4 separate regions of the Mus musculus genome follow, and regions 2, 3 and 4 are each linked to region 1. The links are chromatin loops, found by intact Hi-C in ENCODE. Cell type or tissue: heart. All regions are shown on one strand. Region 1 overlaps Orai3 (ORAI calcium release-activated calcium modulator 3). Region 2 holds the start of Zfp668 (zinc finger protein 668). Region 3 overlaps Prss36 (protease, serine 36). Region 4 holds the start of Stx4a (syntaxin 4A (placental)).

Region 1 (5,000 bases):
GCTCCTCGGCTCCTCTTCCCTGCCCCTTCCTTGCGCAGCCCGAATGCCTATGAGGCTGCAGTGCAGATTCGCCACCGTCCTGGGCTTTGGCCGTCACCTCTTCTCACCTGCTGTAGAGTCAAGAAAATGACGCCTGGCTCGCCAAGCCCTGTTGGCAGAGTCGACCTCTAGTCCTGGATTTTTTTTTTTTTCAGTAGAACGACTCAAGGAACAGCACACTTCCTACTTAGTGCGAAATGGTTACAAGGAAGAAGTCTTCTCGGCGTTTCCTGAAAATTTTCAGACAAGAAAAGCTGCCCAAATAATCCTAAGGAGTCGGGTAGCGAATCTGCCGATCCGGTTGTGGGCGGGGCTAACGAGAGAGGCGTGGCCAGGCGTGCGGAGCCCGGCGTAACGGGCTGCTTCCCTTAGAATCCACCAAAACCTGGGAGGGGTGGGAGGTGGAAAAATACAACCAGGAGGGGTGACTCAGGCGCTTTGCCTACCGACGCACAGAGTGAAATGATCGGTTCCTTCCCGCTTTTATATTCGGGCTCCTGTTGTTTTTCAGACAGCATGACATCGAACTTGCTATATAACGGAGGATGGCCTCGAACTCCAGATCCTTTTGCCTCTATTTCCTGAGTACCGGAATTACAGGTGTGCACACCATAACCGGTTTATAGCATGCTGGGAGATCTAACTCAGGGCTTTCTGCGTGTTAGGCCAGTACCCTAGTTACACCTCCCTTGGGCTAGTTTTAAAATGTTCCTTCTGAGCCGAGCAGTGGTGGTACACGTCTTTAATCCCAGGACCTGGGAGGCTGAGGCAGGTGGATTTCTGAGTTGGAGGCCAGCCTGGTCTACAGAGTGAGTTCCAGGACAGCCAGAGCTACACAGAGAAACCCTGTCTCAAAAAAAAAAAAAAAAAAAAAAAAAAAAAAAATGTTCAGTGGTTAAAATCAGGGTTCTGTTGAGCTTAAAAGAAACATAAAGACCCTTAAGTAGATCCTATAAAAAGTAAAGGTCTGATGTAACCCGGTTATTCTTGAGCAGTTTTTAGGCAAGGGCTACCTATGCTCATAGGATCCCGCTGCGAAACTTAAGGACAGACCTCGTTCAAGCTTCACTTGGGAACCCAAAACTGAGATCGTCCCAAGGTTCAACACCCTTTTCATCCAGCGAATGAATACAGGCTCTCTGGTCTCTGGAAGAACTGCACTCTTGCCAAGGCTTCTGAGCTGAAGATGCCTTAAGTGGCCCTCTACAAGAGCCTCTCATTATAGGCTGCTGGGCAAGCCTTTGACTTTCCTTAGTTTCAGGTTATACCTCCAGAATGGATGGCTATCTGTCACAAAAGACTGACTGTAACCATCATAACAGTGGTAGGAAAAATTGGAGCCTGGTTTTACACATTTTAACTGACCATTTCAAGTAATAAAAGAAAATGAGTCTGTACAAGGTCTATCACGACTAGACGGTAGGATTTATACTCTCAAGTTCTGAGGCTGAGGAAAAGATGCACATGAAGGTACAGGAGCTGAGGTCCCTTTGATTTATCCCAATCGAAGGGTACCAATTTCCTTCCTCTCTCTCCCAGAAATCCCTTGACCATAGTAAAGGTAATTGAGGTCATGGACTAACTCTGTGGCTTAGGGCCAGATTAGCCTCTTGGCCTCAGCTGCCTCTTAAAAATGGGAAATATAAAACTTGTTTATTGAAATGTCTGTGATGAGTAACTGAGAGAACTTAGGAATCGTCCCATAAGATGAAGGGATCATTCAAGAAAGAAGCTTACACAAATCCCAAGTTTAGGAACAAGAGTTCAGAGGCCTTAGTCTGGGAATAACTGTTTACCACATTCAGAAGTTTATCAGATCTTGTCAGCACCTGATGGACTCATACCATCTATCAAGCATATTACCTCCATCTGGCCCTTAGGAACAAAGAACCATACCCAAGGTTTCACCTTCATCCCATTCATAGCCATAGGAACATATGTGAGACACACTTTATTTACAAAACAAGGTGCATCAAAAACTCAGTGTCAGGTGGTGGTGGTGCATGCCTTTAATCCCTGTACATGGGAGGCAGAGGCAGGTACATCTCTGAGCTCAAGGCCAGCCTGGTCTACAGAGAGTGTTCCAGGACAGCCAGAGCAACAGACATAGTGAAACTCTGGCTTGAAAAACAAAACAAAAGAAAAAAAATCAGTGTCTGAAGAAGAGTTCTGCATTCTAAGGGCTGAATCTTCTCCCTTACCAACTCACCAACCCTTGTCAAGTAGCTGCACAATCTCCCACTCGTCAATACTTCCTCCTCTCCCAGTTCTGGCCAGACAGTCAGTGCCTAGGGCAGTGGAACGACCACCACAAGTCACCAAGGGTGAAGTGGCTCATCTGAGGAGCCCTGTAAAATCTCTCCCAGGATGCCAACTGCAAAGCAGATTATACAGATAAGCAAGGGCTGATTGCCTTGAGGACAGTTGTGCAGACATGTCACCTTCCTGGAGGAGCAAACAACTGCTCAGCACCACCAGGGATCTCACTAAGGCAGGCGGGCCTCTTTCCTCTCATTTAACCCAGGATCCTTAGGCTGAAACAGTTCCCCAAGCAGAGCAGAATTTACAAAACCCACCAGAACATGATGACAGGGATCATCCCTGGGAGTGTGGGATGCTGCTGGGCAGGTACTTGGCCTCTACCTCAGAGCTTACAGGAGGTGGCTCCAGCCTAGGGCAAGGAAGGAGGTCTGTCGATCCCTGGGGTTTCTGAGGCAATGCTTGCAACAGTCTAAAGCCAGGCTTACACAGCCTGCAGCTCCCCCTGCAGGCGACTGAGCTCCTCCAGCTCCTGCTTGTGGCGGTCTGTCTTGTGGGCAACCAAGGATCGGTAGAAATGTAGGGCAAAGGCCATAAACACTAGTCCCACAGGTACCATGATTGCCGTGGAGGCCATAGCTGCCTGCCAGCCTGGTCCATGAGCACTATCACACACTTGCCGGGGTGGACAGGCTTTGGAAGGCTGTTGTGATGTGGTAATAGAAGCAGAGGATGGTGTGAGGTTAGAAGCTAAACTAAGGGAGACAGTCACAGGTGGCACCTGGGACATAGGTACAACAGGAGCTGGTTTACCCATGGGTGCCCCAATGGGCACAAACTTGACCCAGCCCACCAGAACAACTTCAGCCAGGAAGAGAAAGGTACCCAAGGCAGTAGAGAAGCCCCAGGCAAGCTCCACGTATCTGTGCAGTCGTTGGTGTGGTGACTGGTGGACAGAGTTGAGATTGTGGATGTTGCTCACGGCTTCAATATGGGGCAGCAGACATGTGGAGACCATCAGTGCAAAGAGGTGCACAGCTACTAACACAGTGGTGCAGGCACTAAATGCCACCAGCAGGCCTGGTGGGTATTCATGATCGTTCTCCAGCTGTACCTCCACCATGGCCACCTGTGGGCACAAGAAGGAAGACACTTGAGTCCCTAGAACATGTTTTGCTCTGCCTGTTTAGAATCATGACTACAACATCCTAAAACTTAGAGCATAGAAGATACTCAGCTTTCCTCATCCCAGCCCCCTTTTTGGTAGTGTCTTGCTCTTATAATTTAGGCTAGCCTGGAGCTTGCTGGGTAGTGCAGGTTGAGCTGAAACTTGTGATCCTGCTGCCTCAGCTTTCCTGCGTGACTTCACCTCAGTCTCAAAGGGGCATTTTTCTGAGCTTTTACCTGGTTATAATATACTGGCTAAAAAGTAGACTCAGCAGCCCTAGCACTCACATCACTCTAGGTTTAATCTCCAACCCATAATAAAAAATAAAAAGCAGACTCAGGCTGGTGTGGCACTGCATGCTTTCTAGCATGTGGGAGCTGAAACAGGAGGATCTCAAGTTTGAGAGTAGCCTAGGCTTCTCCCAGTGGTTGGAACTTCATCTCAACCCAATCAGCGGCATACACCTTTAATCCCAGCTCTTGGGAGGCAGAGGCAGGTGGATTTCTGAGTTCGAAGCCTGGCCTACAGAGTGAGTTCCAGGACAGCCAGGGCTACACAGAGAAACCCTGTCTTGAAAAACCAAGGGGAAAAAAAAAGAACCCGAAACTGCTGGGTGTAGTGACAAGTGCCTTTAATCCCAGAACTAAAGAGTACCAAGCCACAGTTAGGGCTACATAGAGACCCTCTTTAAAAAAAAAAAAAGAAAAGAAAAGAAAAAAGAAAGAAAAGTCACTATAGACCCAAAGCAAGCAAAAATCTTGAGCTGTTTGGGTCTGTTCTCAGTTCTACAATTTGTAGTTTCCTCACAACAGCCTACTAGTCCAGACTTGCCTCAAATTCACTACCCCCCTACTTCAATGTCCTGAGTAGGGTTACAGTCCTATGACCTTGAACAACTGTGTAATCTCTGAGCAAGTGCCTCCCTCAGTTTCCTACCTGAAAAATGGGGACAATAGTCTCAGTGAGAAAGTTAATGCTAAACATTAAATTCTATGACTAGAGCCAGGCACAGACTGTTAGAGTTGATGCTAATGTCTAAGGCACAAAGAGAGAAAACCCAGAAGGTAGTAACTGCCATCTCTTAAACTCCAATAAGCTTCACGTTTCCAGATCAATCTAAAAAGCTTGTCATATCTGGTCACACCGGGGCTGCATTCAATGTGCCAACTATGCAGGATGAATCATGGCTGCTCATGTTTGACAGGTCAGGGAGTCTACCGTGACTCCACCCAGCTAGCCTGAACTTTGCAAACATTTGTGTTGATGGACAAGTTTGGGCTTTAAAGCCAGGCTGCTGAAGTCAAAAATCCTGTCACTAGCTCACTGTGCAGTCTAACATGCCTTTTCTTATATGAACAACTGCCACTATACCAGGTACTGAACATTGAATGTTTGTTGAGATAGGACTTCATGAAGCCCAGGCTAGCCTTGACTCTCTGTATAGCCAAGAACAACCTTGTTTGTTCTTTTTTATTACCTCAAGTGCTGGGATTATAGGTGTGCTATACGCTATACCATGTTTGTTGTTGTTTAA
Region 2 (5,000 bases), 100 kb before region 1:
GTGGCAGCAGCATTCTCTCTGCAGAAGGGCTGAGGCCTAGAAAGGGGGGACAGTAGTCAGAAGGAAGGATCGAGTCAGTTTTGTTTCTTGGTTACTAAAGCAAGTCGCAAAGAGGTTCCCCAAACATCCATGCCAAGGGACCCGCTCTCTCTTAGGTCTGGAGGTTCAGAAAGCCTCGCTATGCACAAACTCCTAGAAATGTTCCCCCAGGTTTAAGTCATCTCTAGAGCCTGAGAGAAATAAGGAAAATAAAATCTGGAGCCTAGACAGACTGATTTTGTTTTTTAGGTTATATATAATGGATCTTATTGATCTTCAGACTGTGCACTCTATCATTCTGACAACCTAACAAAAATCTATGAGGTGTGTGTTTGTTTTTGTAACAACGAACCAGAACTATTTGCTTTTGAGATATGGTCTCAGCTCACTGTAAAGTTCAAGCTGCTCTGGGATTCCCTCAGTCGCCCAAACTAGTTTCACACTTATGAATTTTCCTACCTCAGACTCCTGAGAGTTGAGATTGAAGGAGACAGCCACGACTGTTGGGCAGGCCTTACACAGACGTGCAACCTTTCTTTCTTCACTCTTCAGCTAAACCGAGTGGTCTGAAAAGAATGGCAGAGCAGCTGCTTTCTTCAGTGGTCACCTATGTGTTGTAGAAGGTAGAGGCCCTCTTAGGGACGAACCTGGCTTCAGTGGTCACCTATGTGTTGTAGAAGGTAGAGGCCCTCTTAGGGATGAACCTGGCCTTTTCAGCATCACACTGTTTCCCTGTTAGGCGTTAGTTTTACTTCCTTTAAGTACATTTAATCCCATTCCATTTCAGGTTGAAAGTTCATTTTATTCTCTGCCTTTTCTATCCCCTACCTACCTTACCTTGCTGTCTCCAACACTTTTCATTCCCTCTTCTACTTTTTCTCTAAATTATGATAGCAACTCAGGCTGGACAGTACCATGGGCCAAGCACTGCTGTTACACAAGTGTATTTGGGGTGGGTGGGTGGCATTTCAGACAGGGTCTTACTATGTAGCCCTCGCTTCCCAAACTGGGACTAGAATCATGCGACACTATGATAAGCTTGTAAGTACATTTACACCACTAAATCCAAAGCCGTGTTACCTCGTTTTTTTACATAAACTCACTTCAAGAGGCAACCTTCATTCCAAAACCAGCAGCAGCTATTCATTTCTGCCACATCATCTGGCCTTTCTCCGGGGCTGACTAGTCTCCTGGGACCCTAGCACAACTATTTCTAATCTCACCAGCTGAGCCTGGTCCCAGAATTCTCACTTCTCAAAACTCCTTCACTCGAGTCCCCTTTTCCTAACCAACCACCATCACATTCCTGTAGAGTCACTCGTCTTTTCTGCCAATTTCTTCTCTAGATCCCTACCTCGCACCAGGAGTGCCTTCTGGTTCCCGCCGCCGGCGCGTCCGTTGGAGGTCGTGAACGGGAGCGCGCCTGCGCACTGGGACCCTTACCCTAACTGCAGCCGCGAGCCATAAGTGGTGGCTGGTGCGAGAGTTCTCGAGCCCATACACACGCACACTCAGCCAGGGTACCCGGGAGTGGTAGCTGAGGGAAAGGTGCGGGAGAGAGGAGGAGGTAGAGGGAGCAGGGACAGCTGGTATGAACCCAGAGTCTAGCCCAGTTCCGCGGACACTTCCTATTGTTACCAGGAACCAGGAAGTGTCCTAGATGCTAATGCTTCCCCGCGAAACTTCCGCCTGGGAACACTTCCTGTCCCTCCCGCGGGCAGTGTTTCCGCACGGACACGCTTCCGGCGCTAGGTTCCGGGTGGGCCCGACTGTTTGTTTTCTTTTTGTTGTTTTGAGACTGGGTCTAACTCTGCAGCCCGGGCCGGCCTCGAGCTCGGAGCAATCCTCCTGCCTCAATTTCCAGAATGCTGGAGCTCCCAGGCAGCGTGAGCCCCCACGCTCCGCTGCGGGCGCAGCTCTGGCTCCGCCCACGCAGGTCGGCGCGGCGTTCGGATGGATTTAAGCCACACTTCCGTCCAGAGCTGCTGAAACCCTTCGCGTGCTTATTCGGGCAGTACGGTCACAGGAAAGACCCTGCAGCCCCGGCTACGGCGCTTTGGTGACACTTTTCACGAGGTTCCATAAAAGCTTCTTCCCAGGGCTGGCGTGGAGGGATCCTCGCTGAGTCCTTTCCTCGCTGTTAGAGGAAATGTGGACTCGACGTGGACGCGGGCACCACAAAGCCCGAGCGCCCTCTCCGCATCGTCCCACCTCCTAGCTCCTGCAGACGCTTCCGGCGACTTGGCGGGTGTCCGCCGTCAATCAGCCCGGCGTGCCAGCCCCTCAGCACCCAGAAACCCTTCGCAAGATACTTCTCTGCTTCCGCAGGCTCGGGGCTGCTTCCCTAAGTTTTTCCTTCCTCCCGAGCAAGGAAGGCGGCCTTCCACTTCCGCCGTCTGCCCGGCGGCCCCTCCCCGCCCTCCCTCCGGGTCCTAGCGCCTGCCCCTCTCCGACTGTCCCGAGCTCCGTCGGCGCCAGGCACCGCCGCCAAAGCTGCGGAGCCTGCGAAAACCGATCCAGGTAGGACACGCCGGCGGGAAGTCGCGGGGGCTCGGGCAGCGGCCCCCGACGCGGTTTGGGGTGCTCCCGGCTTCACGTGTGCTGCCGAGCGGACGGAGTTGACCAGGCGCGAGCATCCCGGGCGGGGCGAGCCGTGAGCGGCCTCGGGCGGGCTGCGGGCCCAGCAGGTCCTAGAACCCGCCCGGTGCCCGCCGGTCAGTGCTTTGGATGCCCAGGCTCAGCGGACGCGACTGCCGGCCCTGCTCGGCGCGGACCCGGGGGTCCTAGAGTCCGCCATGTTCCGGGCTTTTGTCTGAGTGGCGAGGGCCTCGTCGCCGAGTCCTTGGCGGCTGCGCCCCCCCTCCCAGTCCGAGGTTCTGCCCGCCCCTCCCGCGGTCCTAAAGAACGCCATTTTGCAGGTCTTTGTCCTGCTCTGAATCCTCCGTCCATTCATTTCTTCATGCCTTCCTTCTTCATTCATTCTGCCCTGTTCCGCTCGCCGAAGCTACGTTATCCTAGGGTTTAGTCCCAAATGAGTCAGCATACAGCCCCGCTCTGCGGGGGCTGCCTGTCTGGCGAGGACACCCGCACAAACACGGTTGCAGAGAGCGAGGAGCGCTGGGTTTCTGCAGGTCTTGTCCCTCCTCAGAGAGTCTGGTAGGCCCTACTGCCCTGCAAACTCCCGTATGCTGTTCCACTATTCCACTGAAGAAATTGAGTCCCCGAGCGCGATGCATCCCTCATCTTACAGCTCGTTATTATTTTTGTGGGGAATGGAGTATTGGAAGCATGCAAGTATCTTCCCATGGGAGAAGGAAAAGGAGGGACAAAGGGAATTGCATATGGAGGTGGTAAAGTTTGTGAATTGTTGATGGAGCTTTGGTTGCTGACCAGAGTGGACGCTGCTACAGAATCTGAGGGTGGAAAAATGGGATCATGTGAGCTGACTGGTTGTTAGGCCTAGGATATCATTAAACATTCACCACAACACAGTTTCATCAAAAGGCTCAAGGTTTGGGAGGCTTATATGTTGACCTATTTGAGGATTATATCTAGATGCCTCTTTTTTTTTTTTTTTTTTTTTTTTTTTTTTTTTTACCACACCTGCGCTGCTCCCTCAAACCCAGCTTTGGGGACACTGAGTCTCATTAACGTGTGAGAAATTAAAATGTCATCTCTCTTACTGGGTTTCATCACAACAGTAAACAAATTGGAGTACTAGGGTGATACTTGAACCATGTGACCTTGTAAAAAACGGGGCATTTAAGTTAATAAATAGTTGGTGACTGACTCTCACAAACTCCTACAGTGGAAGAGGCAGAGGCTATAGACCTGGGTGTGAATTCCACCAGAAGTTTGCTCTCAGTCACCAAACAGTTTTGGAGTAACAGGTGCGTAGAACAAAGTTCCCTGGACCCGATTGCTGGAGGTGAAAAATTAAGAACCAAATAATAACATATGCTAGTGCTACAATAGTCAAGGGGACAGATGGCAGAAATGTCCATATCTGACTACTTGGCTTCAAATACCAGCTAAGTCTGTGGTAATTGCCTGGCTTTTCTGTGTTATCTCTTATATCTCGTGTGTTTTTGTAGCACATGTGTGGAGGTCAGAGAACAACTTACTGGAATTGGTTCTGTCTTTCCATCATGTGGGTCCTGAGGATACAACTCAGCCTCGACAGAAAACGCCTTTACCTACTGGGGCATCTTGGGTTCTTGTTCTTGCCCCAAGAACAGGAACCTAACCTTCCGGCCTGAAGCTCTCCCCTTAGGGCTTTATTGAACCTTAATTACTGCTGAAAAGACCTTGTTAGCAAACACAGTCTTGGTGCGGCTAGAGCTTCAACATAAGAATTTTAGAAGACAGATACTCAGCTATAACAGGCTTCTAAGGCATCAGGACATGAACTTAAGTCAAAGAAGTCAGTTAAGTGTGCATAAAATACACATGATGTGTAATCCATGGCAGGAAGCCGGCACCTTAAAAGAAAAGGTTTTTGAAGTTAAAATGTAGTTAGGATAAACATCTCATTATCTGAAAGGAGTATATGAGGTGTGGTGGTGCACATAGTAACATTATAACACTCAGGTGAGAGTTCCAGGCCAGCTGAGGCTAATAGTGAAACTTTGTCTCAAAGCTAGAAATTGCAAACAGTGCCACGAAGAAAGACATAGAGCCAAAGTACAGGATTCACAGCTGTAATCCCTACACTGAGGGGGTTAAGGCAGGAAGAAGAATCAAGGCCAGCCTGAGCTACATAGTAAGATCCTGCACACCCCCTCCAACAACAAGGTAGACAAGAAAACCTTCATTATTTTTTATGTATATGAGTGTTATGCTTACATGTATGTATGTGTACCAAGTGTATGCCTGATGCTTACATGTATGTATGTGTACCAAGTGTATGCCTGATGCTTACATGTATGTATGTGTACCAAGTGTATGCCTGATGCTTACAT
Region 3 (5,000 bases), 160 kb before region 1:
GGTGGTCTTTGACTCCTGAACTTAAGTGACTCTCCAGCCTCAGCCTCTTGAATCGCAGGCACTACAGATATAGACACCATACATGCTCCTTTAGCTATAATAATTGCCTAGTTCTACTCGGTTAGTATCTCTCAATGTCTTTACATTTATTTATTGTGTGTGCATTTTACACTCAATATGACCTTTAGCCATTTTTTGTTTATTTGTTTGGAGACAGTCTCCTGGAGCTCAGGTTAGCCTAAAAATAACTATGCCCTGATCCTTCATCTCCCATGTGTTAGGACTATAGGTATGTACCTTGGCTTTAATTTATTTTTTGTGTTTGTGTGTCTGAGTGTGTGCATATGGAGGCGGTGTTGTATGTGTGTGTGCAGGGGTGCAGGCAGAGGACAACCTCAGGTGTCATTGGACATACAGTCTACCTCCTTTAAGACAGGGTCTCTTGCAGAGGTGCAGTGGCACGTGCCTTTCACCCAGCACTCGGGATGCAGAGGCAGGCAGGGCTTTGCAACTCTGAGGCCACCCTGGTGTACAAATCAGATTCCAGGACAGTCAGGGCTGTTACACAGAGAAACCATGTCTTGAAAACTTAAAACAAACAATCAAAACAGGGTTTCTCATTGGCCTTGGGCTCACCAATTAGGCTAGACTGGCTGTCTATGCCTCTACAGTAGTGGACTTGCAAGCTCAAGTCACGACATTTTTACATGGGTTATGGAAATGGAACTTGGGACCTTAAACTTGTAAGGCAAGCACCAGGTGAGCAAGACCCCTCAGTATTTGATTGATTGATTGATTGATTTTAGAGACTACACTGGAACTCACTCTGTAGTCCAAGTTGGCCTTGACCTCAGAGATCTGTCTGCTTCTTCCTCTGGAGTTCTGGGATTAAAAATATACAACACCACCTCCCAGCTTTCTCAATTTACTTTTTAAAGGGGCAGAGCTCAGCATTTGTGAGACCCTGGGGTCAAGCCCAGCCCAAAACAAAACCTTGGGAGCTGCAACTTAGAAACCTTAGAAATCCAGTTGGAGAGATGGCTCAGTGGTTAAGAGCACTGTACTGGCAGGGCAGTGGTGGCGCACGCCTTTCATCCCAGTACTTGGGAGGCAGAGGCAGGCGGATTTTTGAGTTCGAGGCCAGCCTGGTCTACAGAGTGAGTTCCAGGACAGCCAAGGCTACACAGAGAAACCCTGTCTCAAAAACAAAAACAAAAACAAAGAGCACTGTACTGATTTTCTAGAGGTCCTGAGTTCAATTCCCAGCAACCACATGGTGGCTCACAACCATCTGTGATGGGGATCCGACGCCCTCTTTTGGTGTGTCTGAAGACAGCTACAGTGTATTCATATAAATAAAAATAAATAAATCTTTAAAAAAAAAAAACCTCAGAAATCAGGGAGAATAGTTTAGGGGTGAATTATTTCCAAGAATCATTCAGGTCCAATGAGACCTTGTCTCCTGGCTTTAGCCAGTCTGTGGCTCTGTTTTACCGGACTTTCCTCTAAGTAGAGTTGTAGATAATACAAATGTGAAGATAGCTCAGGAAGGTTTCCAGAAGGTGGCTATATGTTAGGCCAAAATGGGGTAAGAATTCTTGAACTAATCTCTGACTTGAGTCATCTATCATTAGGGTGACTCTGGGGGACCGCTGGTCTGTGAGGACGGAGGCCGATGGTTCCTGGCCGGAATCACCAGCTTTGGCTTTGGCTGTGGACGGAGGAACCGCCCTGGGGTCTTCACTGCAGTGGCTCCCTATGAGTCGTGGATTCGGGAACACGTGATGGGTTCAGAACCTGGGCCTGTCTTTCCCAGCCAGCTCCAGAAGCCACAGTCAGGACCCTGGGAGCCCAGAGAAGAAAACTGTACCTTTGCTCAACCAGGTGAACGGCAGATGCACTGACACTGAGCTGAGCTGAGCTGGGCTGGGCTGGGCTGGGCAGATACGAATTGGGGTGGAGGCTGCAGGGTTAAGGATTTCTGCAGACTCCCTGACCCAGGCCTCTCATCTCTTAAGAGTGCGGGAAGGCTCCGAGGCCGGGGACCTGGCCCTGGGAGGCCCAAGTGACCGTACCAGGCTCCACACCCTGCTATGGAGCTCTGGTGTCTGACAGATGGGTCTTGGCACCCGCCAGCTGCTTTCTGGAGTGAGTGAGAATCCATACATCGGGCACTCTTTCCCCTGGCTCAGTCCTTCCTCTGGGGTGAGAGTTGTACCTCAGTTTGTAGTGTGAAGTCGTAGGAAATATAGAATCCAACGTAAAGCCTGGGAGTCTGGCAAGGGCGGGTAGGTGGCTCTGTCCAGAACGCGAGAACCAGAATAACAGAGTAAGGGCGGGGTTCCAGTGTCGGACACAGTATTCCAACCCCGAGACGCAGTCTAAGCCTGGGAAGCTAGTTTTGCATCTAGTATGCGGAATGCACACGCTCCTCAGCTTCCCCACCCAGCAGCCCCGCACCTCTGACAGCTCACCCCACGATTTTGAGACCTGGCGGGTGCTGCTGCCCTCCCGTCCGGAGGAGGAGAGGGTGGCGCGCCTCGTGGCGCACGAGAACGCTTCCAGGGACTTCGCTTCGGACCTGGCGCTGCTGCAGCTGAGGACGCGCGTGAACCTGACCGCGGCCCCGAGTGCCGTGTGCCTGCCCCACCACGAACACTATTTTCTGCCCGGGAGCCACTGCCGCCTGGCTCGCTGGGGACGCGGGGGTGCGCGTGGCCGCGCGGGGCCAAGGACTGGGTGGGATGGGCGGAGCGGAACCCACGCGGGCGGCCGCATTGACCCCTCGCTGCTCATCTCTCTCCCAGAACTCGCCCCGGGCTCCAGCGCGCAGCTGGAGGCGCAGCTGTTGAACGGCTGGTGGTGTCATTGCCTGTACGGCCGCCAGGGGGAGACCGTGCCGCGGCCAGGAGACCCGCCGCACTTGCTTTGTCCCGCCTACCAGGAGGAGGAAGAGGCGGGCCTATGTTGGGTGAGCAGCAGGAACTCGTTGCAGAAATCTCGTCCGGACCAGGACCCAGCTGGAGGTGGGAGGAGCTAGAACGGAGCGGGGCGTTCTGGCCTCCGCATGGTGCCAAAACTCTTATTTCTATTCTTTCTTTCCTTCCTCTTTTTTTTTTTTTTCTTACCCCAGACAGGGTTCCTCTGTGTATTCCTGGCTGTTTTAGAACTGTGTAGGGGCTGGAGAAATGGCTCAGTGGCTAAGAGCCCTGACTGCTCTTCCAGTTCAATTCCCAGCACCCACATGGCAGCTCGCAAATGCCTGTAACTCCAATATATGACACCCTCACGCAGGCATACATGCAGGCAAAGCACCAATGCACATAAAAGAAAAATACATAAAATTTTTAAATTAAAAAAAAAAAAAACCTTACTCTGTTGATGAGGCTGGCCTCAAATGAATTCAGAGATCCGCCTGAGTGTGCACCACTGCGCTCAGATAATTCCTTTTAAAAATATGAGTGTTGGGATCCAAGCCCGGGTCCTCCTGAACCAAGTTCTTTAACGACTGGGCCATCTCTCCAACCTGAGCTTGTCAGTTTGAAGAAAGGGTTGAAACCAAGTACACTGCGACTTTAATCCTACCACTCAGTAGGCAGAGGCAAGTGATCTCAGAGTTCGAGGACAGCCAAGGCTACACAGAGAAACCCTGTCTCGAAAACGAGAGGGGATGGGAGAGAAGGTATTGGGGTTTGTCAAGTGAGGGCTGGAGTTTTATACAAACCAGCACTGGAACTTGGCTTGAAGGGTTCTTGCAGGAAAGGAGAACCAGCAAAGCCCTCCAAGCTGAGGCTCTATAGGCCTGCAGCCTACACTCATGTGAGTAATAATAGTGTTTTCTGCAGAAAGATTCCAGTTGGAGCCTTCTGTGCCGTGAGGAGGGGACCTGGTTCCTGGCAGGATACAGAACCCTCTCAGATGGTTGTCTCCGACCCCGAGCCTTTTCCCCAATGCAGACTCATGGTCCGTGGATCCGTCATGTGACTCAGGGAGCTTACCTGGAGGACCAGCTAACCTGGGACTGGGGCCCTGAAGGGGAGGAGACCGAGAAACAGACTTGTCCCACACATACTGAGCACGGTGGTGAGCAGGGGTCTGTGAGGCTTCAGGAGTTCCTGGTAATTCTTAGGTCCTGGCGAGATGTTTAGGGGGCAGCCTTGGGACTCCCTCTGACATGGCCGCCTCTCTCTAGCCTGTGGCCTAAGGCCAAAATCCACTCCAGCTGGTGTGTTGTGGCCCTGGCTGACGGAGGTGCATGTGACTGGTGATAGAGTCTGCACTGGGATTCTGGTGGCCCCAGGCTGGGTCCTAGCAGCCACTCACTGTATTCTCAGGTGGGTCTCTCCTAGCTAGGAGGCAAGGTGAGGAAAATTGGGTGATAGATGAAGGATTCTTGCAGCAGTAGGACGTCATCACGCTTAGGCTCACACAGCACAGAGAAAGCCCCCCCCGCCGTGGGTGTTTTTGTTGGGGTGGTTTGGTTTGGTTAGATTTGAGAAGGCAGAAGAGAGAGGAATCACAGAGCAGTTGGTGGGTGGTCCTAGAGACCACTTCAGCCCTGTTCTGCTGGGAAGGACTTCACCAGCTATGGAAGAAATAAGACAGGATGCTGGTTCTGATACTGGTTCCTATTCTCACAGGCTGGGCTCTACAACAGTGCCCTACATTGAAGTATATCTTGGCCGGGCAGGGGTCAGCTCCCTCCCACAGGGCCACCAGGTATCTCGGTCTGTCGTCAGCATCCGTCTGCCCCGGCACTTAGGACTTAGACCCCCCCTGGCTCTACTGGAGCTGAACTCTCGGGTGGAGCCCTCCCCATCAGCTCTTCCCATCTGCCTACACCCAGGGGGTATTCCTTCAGGGGCCAGCTGCTGGGTTTTGGGCTGGAAGAACCCACAGGACAGAGGTGAGAGTCCTTGGGTCATGGGAATAAGGAGTAACCTCGGGCCAGAACCCTTTACAGTTCTCTCTCCTCTCTAGTTCCTGTAGTTGCTGCTGTC
Region 4 (5,000 bases), 65 kb before region 1:
TCTGGAAGAACTCGTCGTCCGGGCTGCCCAACCGGGCAGCACCTGAGTGCACCACCAGCGCGACTCGAACCTCATCTTCATCGTCTGAGATGTTATCCCCCTGCCAGGGCCGGAGTCATTGGCGACAGTTGCTCGCTGCGGTTCTCGCCCCGCAGGAACCATGGGCTTCCGGGATTTTCCTTCCTGGCCATCAGCCACCCGCCCGGGACCCAAAACCAGGAGTCCTCACTCCAGCGCGCCCGCCCGGCCCCGCTTCTCCTCACTCCAGGGTGTCCTCACCATCCCGGTTTCTCACCTGCCTCAACTCGTGGGTCCTGTCGCGCATGGTGGTCGGAGTGCCCTGGACCCGAGCCCAAAGGGCCTCAAGGTTCTAAATTTGGAAGTCCTGCACCTCTCTCACACTTGACACCCCCTCCCTCACCCAGCGAACTCCAGTACACCCCGGAGCCGCCAAAGGCCCCACCCCTTTCACCATCCACAGTCGTGGGGAAGAACCCGATCATAGGACCCCCAAAGTTCTACAGGTTGGAATTCCCTTCTCTTCCCCCCATCCTGCTCCCGCAGCTGCCGCCCCGCCCCTCGGGGGATGACTCCGAGCATGCGCGCGAGGGCTCGGCTCGTCCTCGCTAGAGGGAAAGGCGGAGGTCGGAAGCAGTGGCAGCCGAACGGAAGCGAGGCTGCCTGAGTCCAGAGCCCGCCCCGCTGCTCCCCCCCCCCCCACTACCGGAACATCTCATATTGGAGCCGAGATCTAGTTGCCCAAAGGGTTGGGAATGCGTCATTTGCACGCAGTCTGAGAGCCTCGTATCTCACATCACCCCATGGCGCCCCCTCATCACGTGACAGGCCGGGCCCAGCTCCGCGGGCTGCACGCCCGACCGCCAGTCATGTGTTCCGGCCTGTCAGCGACGTCTCGGGCTTCAGTCTCGCGACGTCCCCGACACCCCAGCGTCTGAGCTGTGCCCCAACAGCTTCTTCGAGGTGGGGAAGGGTACACTGCCTACTCTCAGCCACCTACTAAGGATGCTCTGTAGAATTCACTTTTTTGTTGTTTTAATTTTGGGTCCTCGGGCGTGGGCAAAGTGAAGACTTGCATTTGGGGCTGTCAGTATCATGAGACCTTGGAAATCAGGAAATAATAAGACCCGAGTCTCCAGCGTCAGGGAATTGCAGGGTTTTGTAGGCAGAGAATCTGGGGGTGGGAAGTGACCTCAGCCAAGGTGGCGCTCCCCCCGCTGCTCCCCCGCGTCCTCCTGGCACAGCCTCTGACAGGTGGGCGGCCTATGCCCCGAGTGAGCATTGCAGTCCCGCTGAGCTCGCTACCTTCTGAGCAGCACGACAATTCCAGAGCAGCTCAGACTGAGAAAAATGTACTGTTACCTCCGCAGCCCTGCCTTACAGCTGACGTCTCAGCATGACTTGCTTTTCTTTAACGGAATCCCCAACACCAAATTCGGTAGCTGCCACATAGCAGTCCTGCATAGAAGATTTGATCCGAATAGTAGCCTTTCCTGTATTTGAAACTAAAGCCCGTGGCTTCCTGATCTTCTTTACGCTTCTCTCACGGTGCCATTTCCCCAGATTTGTTTGTTTGTTTGTTTGTTTGTTTGTTTGTTTTTCGAGACAGGGTTTCTCTGTGTAGCCCTAGCTGTCCTGGAACTCACTCTGTAGACCAGGCTGGCCTCGAACTCAGAAATCCGCCTGCCTCTGCCTCCGGAGTGCTGGGATTAAAGGCGTGCACCACCACTGCCCGACTTCATTTCCCCAGCTTTGACCCTCCAGAAATACATTCACTTGATAGATTTATTGGACACATACATACTAGGGAATAGATACTGATATGGGCTAGCGACATATCAAGGACCAACAGACCAAAGTCCTGTGCCCTGTGGAACTTCTATTGTATAGAAGCTTCCCCCCCCCCCGCACCCCCCAAAGTCCCTCAGCAGGTGTCAGAACAGCTAAAAATGGGTATTTGAATACCTGAAAGTTCATCAAAAGAAACAATAGTCAGTCCCTTTCTGGTTCTGGGCGAGAAGCCTAGATTTCTGAGTTGCTATGGACTTTTGGAGAGTCATGTTTGTCTTTGGACCTTGGTCTCCCATCTCTGAACTAGGGGTGACTGCAAAGGACTGGGAAGGTCATCAAGACTGCAAATTGTAGGGCTCAGCGGTTAAGAGGTTGAGAGCACTGACTGCTCTTCCAGAGGTCCTGAGTTCAATTCCCAGCAACCACATGGTGGCTCACAACCATCTGTCATGGGATCTGATGCCCTCTTCTGGTGTGTCTGAAGATAGCAACAGTGTACTCATATACATTAAATGAATAAAATCTTTAGGGCTGGAGAGATGGCTCAATGGTTAAGAGCACTAACTGCTCTTCCTGAGGTCCTGAGTTCAAATCCCAACAACCACATGGTAGCTCACAATCATCTGTAATGAGATCTGACACCCTCTTCTGGGGTGTCTGAAGATAGCTACAGTGTAATTGCATATAATAAATAAATAAATCTTTAAATCTTTTAGATAAAAGGCTGGAAATTGTCACATGCAGCCTGACCCCATGCATGGGGCGTTGGTCCTTTCCCCTTTAGAGTATAGCTCGCCTAGAACTGGGAAGGAGGGAGTGAGGATCCTCTGACGCTGACCACCCCACTCAGGGAATGCAGTGTTGCTGCGTTTCTTCAGAAGCCCAGTCTGCCTGGTTTGGTCCCCTGAAGACAATGTGGAGAAAACTGCCTGCTGTGGGGTCTGACTTTCAAGGTCTCATGATTCTGATAGCCTCCACATGTAAGTCCTCGGTCTTCCCAGGTGCCAGGGACCCAAAAGAAAACCAACAAAAGGGGGCTGGTGAGATGGCTCAGTGGGTAAGAGCACCCGACTGCTCTTCCGAAGGTCCAGAGTTCAAATCCCAGCAACCACATGGTGGCTCACAACCATCTGTAACAAGATCTGACTCCCTCTTCTGGTGTGTCTGAAGATAGCTACAGTGTACTTACTATAATAATAAATAAAAAATCTTTAAAAAAAAAAAAAAAAAAAAAAGAAAACCAACAAAAAAAGAACTTTGTAAGGGTATGCTTGCATATTAGCTGCTGCCTCTGGTTAACTGCTGCCGGCCTCATACTCTCTCCTACTCTCTTCTCCACCTCATTCTCTAGTTAGTATTACAAGGGCGTGGAGGGACTCTTGGATACCTGTCACCTAGCCCTGCCTTGAATATTTCATTGTTTCCCTCTGAAATTCAATTTCCTCCTTTGACAACTTGGTCTGACAGTTTCTTCCTTGCTAAAGGTAAGAATTGGATGGCATCAAGAAAGGTTTAGGTGCTGGGCAGTGACAACACAGTCCTTTAATCCCAGCACTCAGACAGCAGAGGCAGAGGCAAAGGCAGGTGAGTTTGAGGTCAGCCTGGTCTACAAAGTGAGTTTCAGGACAGCTAGAGCTACACAGAGAAACCCTGTCTCAGAAAACCACAGAAATTTTCCAAAGGATAAGGTTAGGACTACGGCAGTAGGAGCCTGTAGATGGGTAAGGTTCCTTTCTAGGCTTTGCTCCTGTGAGTTTCATCTCTCTCTGGGCCTTTCCACCATACCTGCCTGTTTGCCAGCCTCTTGGCCCTCAGCTGCGGTTCGGTGCTTCTTTTAAAGTATCTCAAGGTTACAACAGTCGTTACTATTTCATTTGTGGTCTCTGTGTATGATCACAAGTTTTTTTTTCTTGTTGTTTGCTTGTTTGTAGCCCTAGCTGTCCTGGAACTCATAGAGATCTGCCTACCTCTGCCTCCAGAGTGATGGGATTAAAGGTGTACCCCACTATGCTCGGCCCATGAGCACAGGTTTTTAAGATGATAATTTAAGGTCCCAAGAGGCTAGATACAAAGATCCCAGGCGGCTGGAACCTGGCTAGTTCTGACTAGCAAGGTCTCATGATGCTGACAGCCCCCAAGTGGAGTGATGTATGGAGCAACAGGCCACTGGGTGGAGCCCCTAGTGCTCAGGCCTGTATTCTTCTTGGACTCTCATACCTACGAATCCTATGTTGACTGTAGTGAGTCTGTGTGTGTGTGTGTGTGTGTGTGTGTGTGTGTGTGTGTGTGTGTGTATTCCTTCCATTCTGTCTGAAGCTCAAGCTCTGCACTGTCCTGAGGCTTAACAACCTGTCCCTACAGGGCTGGAGAGATGGCTCAGCAGTTAAGAGAACTGACTGCTCTTCGGAAGGTCCTGAGTTCAATTCCCAGCAACCACATGGTGGCTCACAACCATCCGTAACGAGCTCTGGCGCCCTCTTCTGGAATGTCTGAAGGCAGCTACAGTGTACTTACATATAATAAATAAATAAAACCTTTTAAAAAAATAATAAAATAAATTAAAACAACAACAACCTGTCCCATCATCTCTGCCTACAGGTCTGATCACACCCAGACTAGACCCAGATGACCTGGCCTAGGGTCACCTCTATGAGTCAGGTTACTTAGCCTCTTTGCTTTAGTTCCCAACTGGGAAAAAAAAATGAGAGCAATACCATTAAACTAGTGTTTGATAAGGATTAATACAATACAAGAATGAAACGGTGCCTGCCTTGGGATAGCGCTGTGTGTTTGCTCTTGCTAAGTGGGGATGAGGATGGCGCTCGTTCCTCTGAGGATCTCAGTCTCCAGGTGTCTGTCAGAGATTCTACTTTGCTGCTGGTCCAGGATTTTTCCTTCCCTTTCTATCTCCTGAGCCCCACTGTGCACCAGGTGCCAGTGTAGCAGTCTTGCCAATCCTGTACATTTCTTCTGTCTCCACTCAGGCCTCTCAGGCTCTACATTTTGCTTACCACTGATTATTTGCTGTGAGGACAGGAATTCACCTGCCTTATTCACTGCTGCGTCCCCAGCACCCTCAATGGCCTGCCACACTCTAGCTAGTCACAAATGAATGCAATTCTTTTGCATTTAAATTTTGCATAACATTAATATGTGTAAGGCTCTAATGTAAACATTTTTATCATTTTAAT

The links. Hi-C counts contacts between places; a loop is a spot of excess contacts. Peaks named below come from ENCODE experiments on the same cell type or tissue, not always from the same donor. Only the 100,000 strongest peaks of a DNase experiment are listed, where the experiment ranks them.
Region 2: it touches region 1 in a loop (2.0-fold over the local background); 5 of 42 quality-filtered maps call a loop at or near these places.
Region 3: a loop joins it to region 1, with 2.7 times the contacts of the local background. A loop is called at or near these places in 6 of 42 quality-filtered maps.
Region 4: it touches region 1 in a loop (2.1-fold over the local background); 4 of 42 quality-filtered maps call a loop at or near these places.

The regions. Positions count from the first base shown.
Region 1 is chr7:127,771,984-127,776,983 of GRCm38, reverse strand. It overlaps Orai3 (ORAI calcium release-activated calcium modulator 3), which reads right to left. Exons shown (of 2, transcript NM_198424.3): 2 at 1,834-3,427. The coding sequence ends at 2,783. Among named protein-coding and RNA genes, the nearest start is that of Setd1a, 2.9 kb to the left of the region's middle. In heart, a CTCF peak has its summit at 2,809 (motif pointing left); DNase peaks (open chromatin) are centred at 353 and 2,833; H3K4me3 peaks cover 1,388 bases; H3K27ac peaks cover 824 bases.
Region 2 is chr7:127,873,606-127,878,605 of GRCm38, reverse strand. Zfp668 (zinc finger protein 668) reads left to right here and starts at 1,770. Exons shown (of 3, transcript NM_146259.4): 1 at 1,770-2,559. Zfp646 (zinc finger protein 646) reads right to left here and starts at 905. Exons shown (of 3, transcript NM_172749.4): 1 at 499-905; 2 at 1-36. In heart, no CTCF peak of the experiment used is centred here; DNase peaks (open chromatin) are centred at 1,635, 2,385 and 2,825; H3K4me3 peaks cover 3,959 bases; H3K27ac peaks cover 3,233 bases.
Region 3 is chr7:127,933,473-127,938,472 of GRCm38, reverse strand. It overlaps Prss36 (protease, serine 36), which reads left to right. Exons shown (of 15, transcript NM_001319147.1): 7 at 1,635-1,884; 8 at 2,019-2,148; 9 at 2,470-2,708; 10 at 2,808-2,971; 11 at 3,846-4,083; 12 at 4,193-4,334; 13 at 4,641-4,906; 14 at 4,981-5,000. Among named protein-coding and RNA genes, the nearest start is that of Prss8, 5.9 kb to the right of the region's middle. In heart, no CTCF peak of the experiment used is centred here; DNase peaks (open chromatin) are centred at 1,892, 2,902, 4,262 and 4,753; H3K4me3 peaks cover 1,920 bases; H3K27ac peaks cover 2,153 bases; H3K27me3 peaks cover 547 bases.
Region 4 is chr7:127,837,364-127,842,363 of GRCm38, reverse strand. It overlaps Stx4a (syntaxin 4A (placental)), which reads right to left and starts at 556. Exons shown (of 11, transcript NM_009294.3): 1 at 296-556; 2 at 1-100. The coding sequence starts at 325. In heart, CTCF peaks have their summits at 2,294 (motif pointing left) and 4,289 (motif pointing left); a DNase peak (open chromatin) is centred at 673; H3K4me3 peaks cover 1,567 bases; H3K27ac peaks cover 1,554 bases.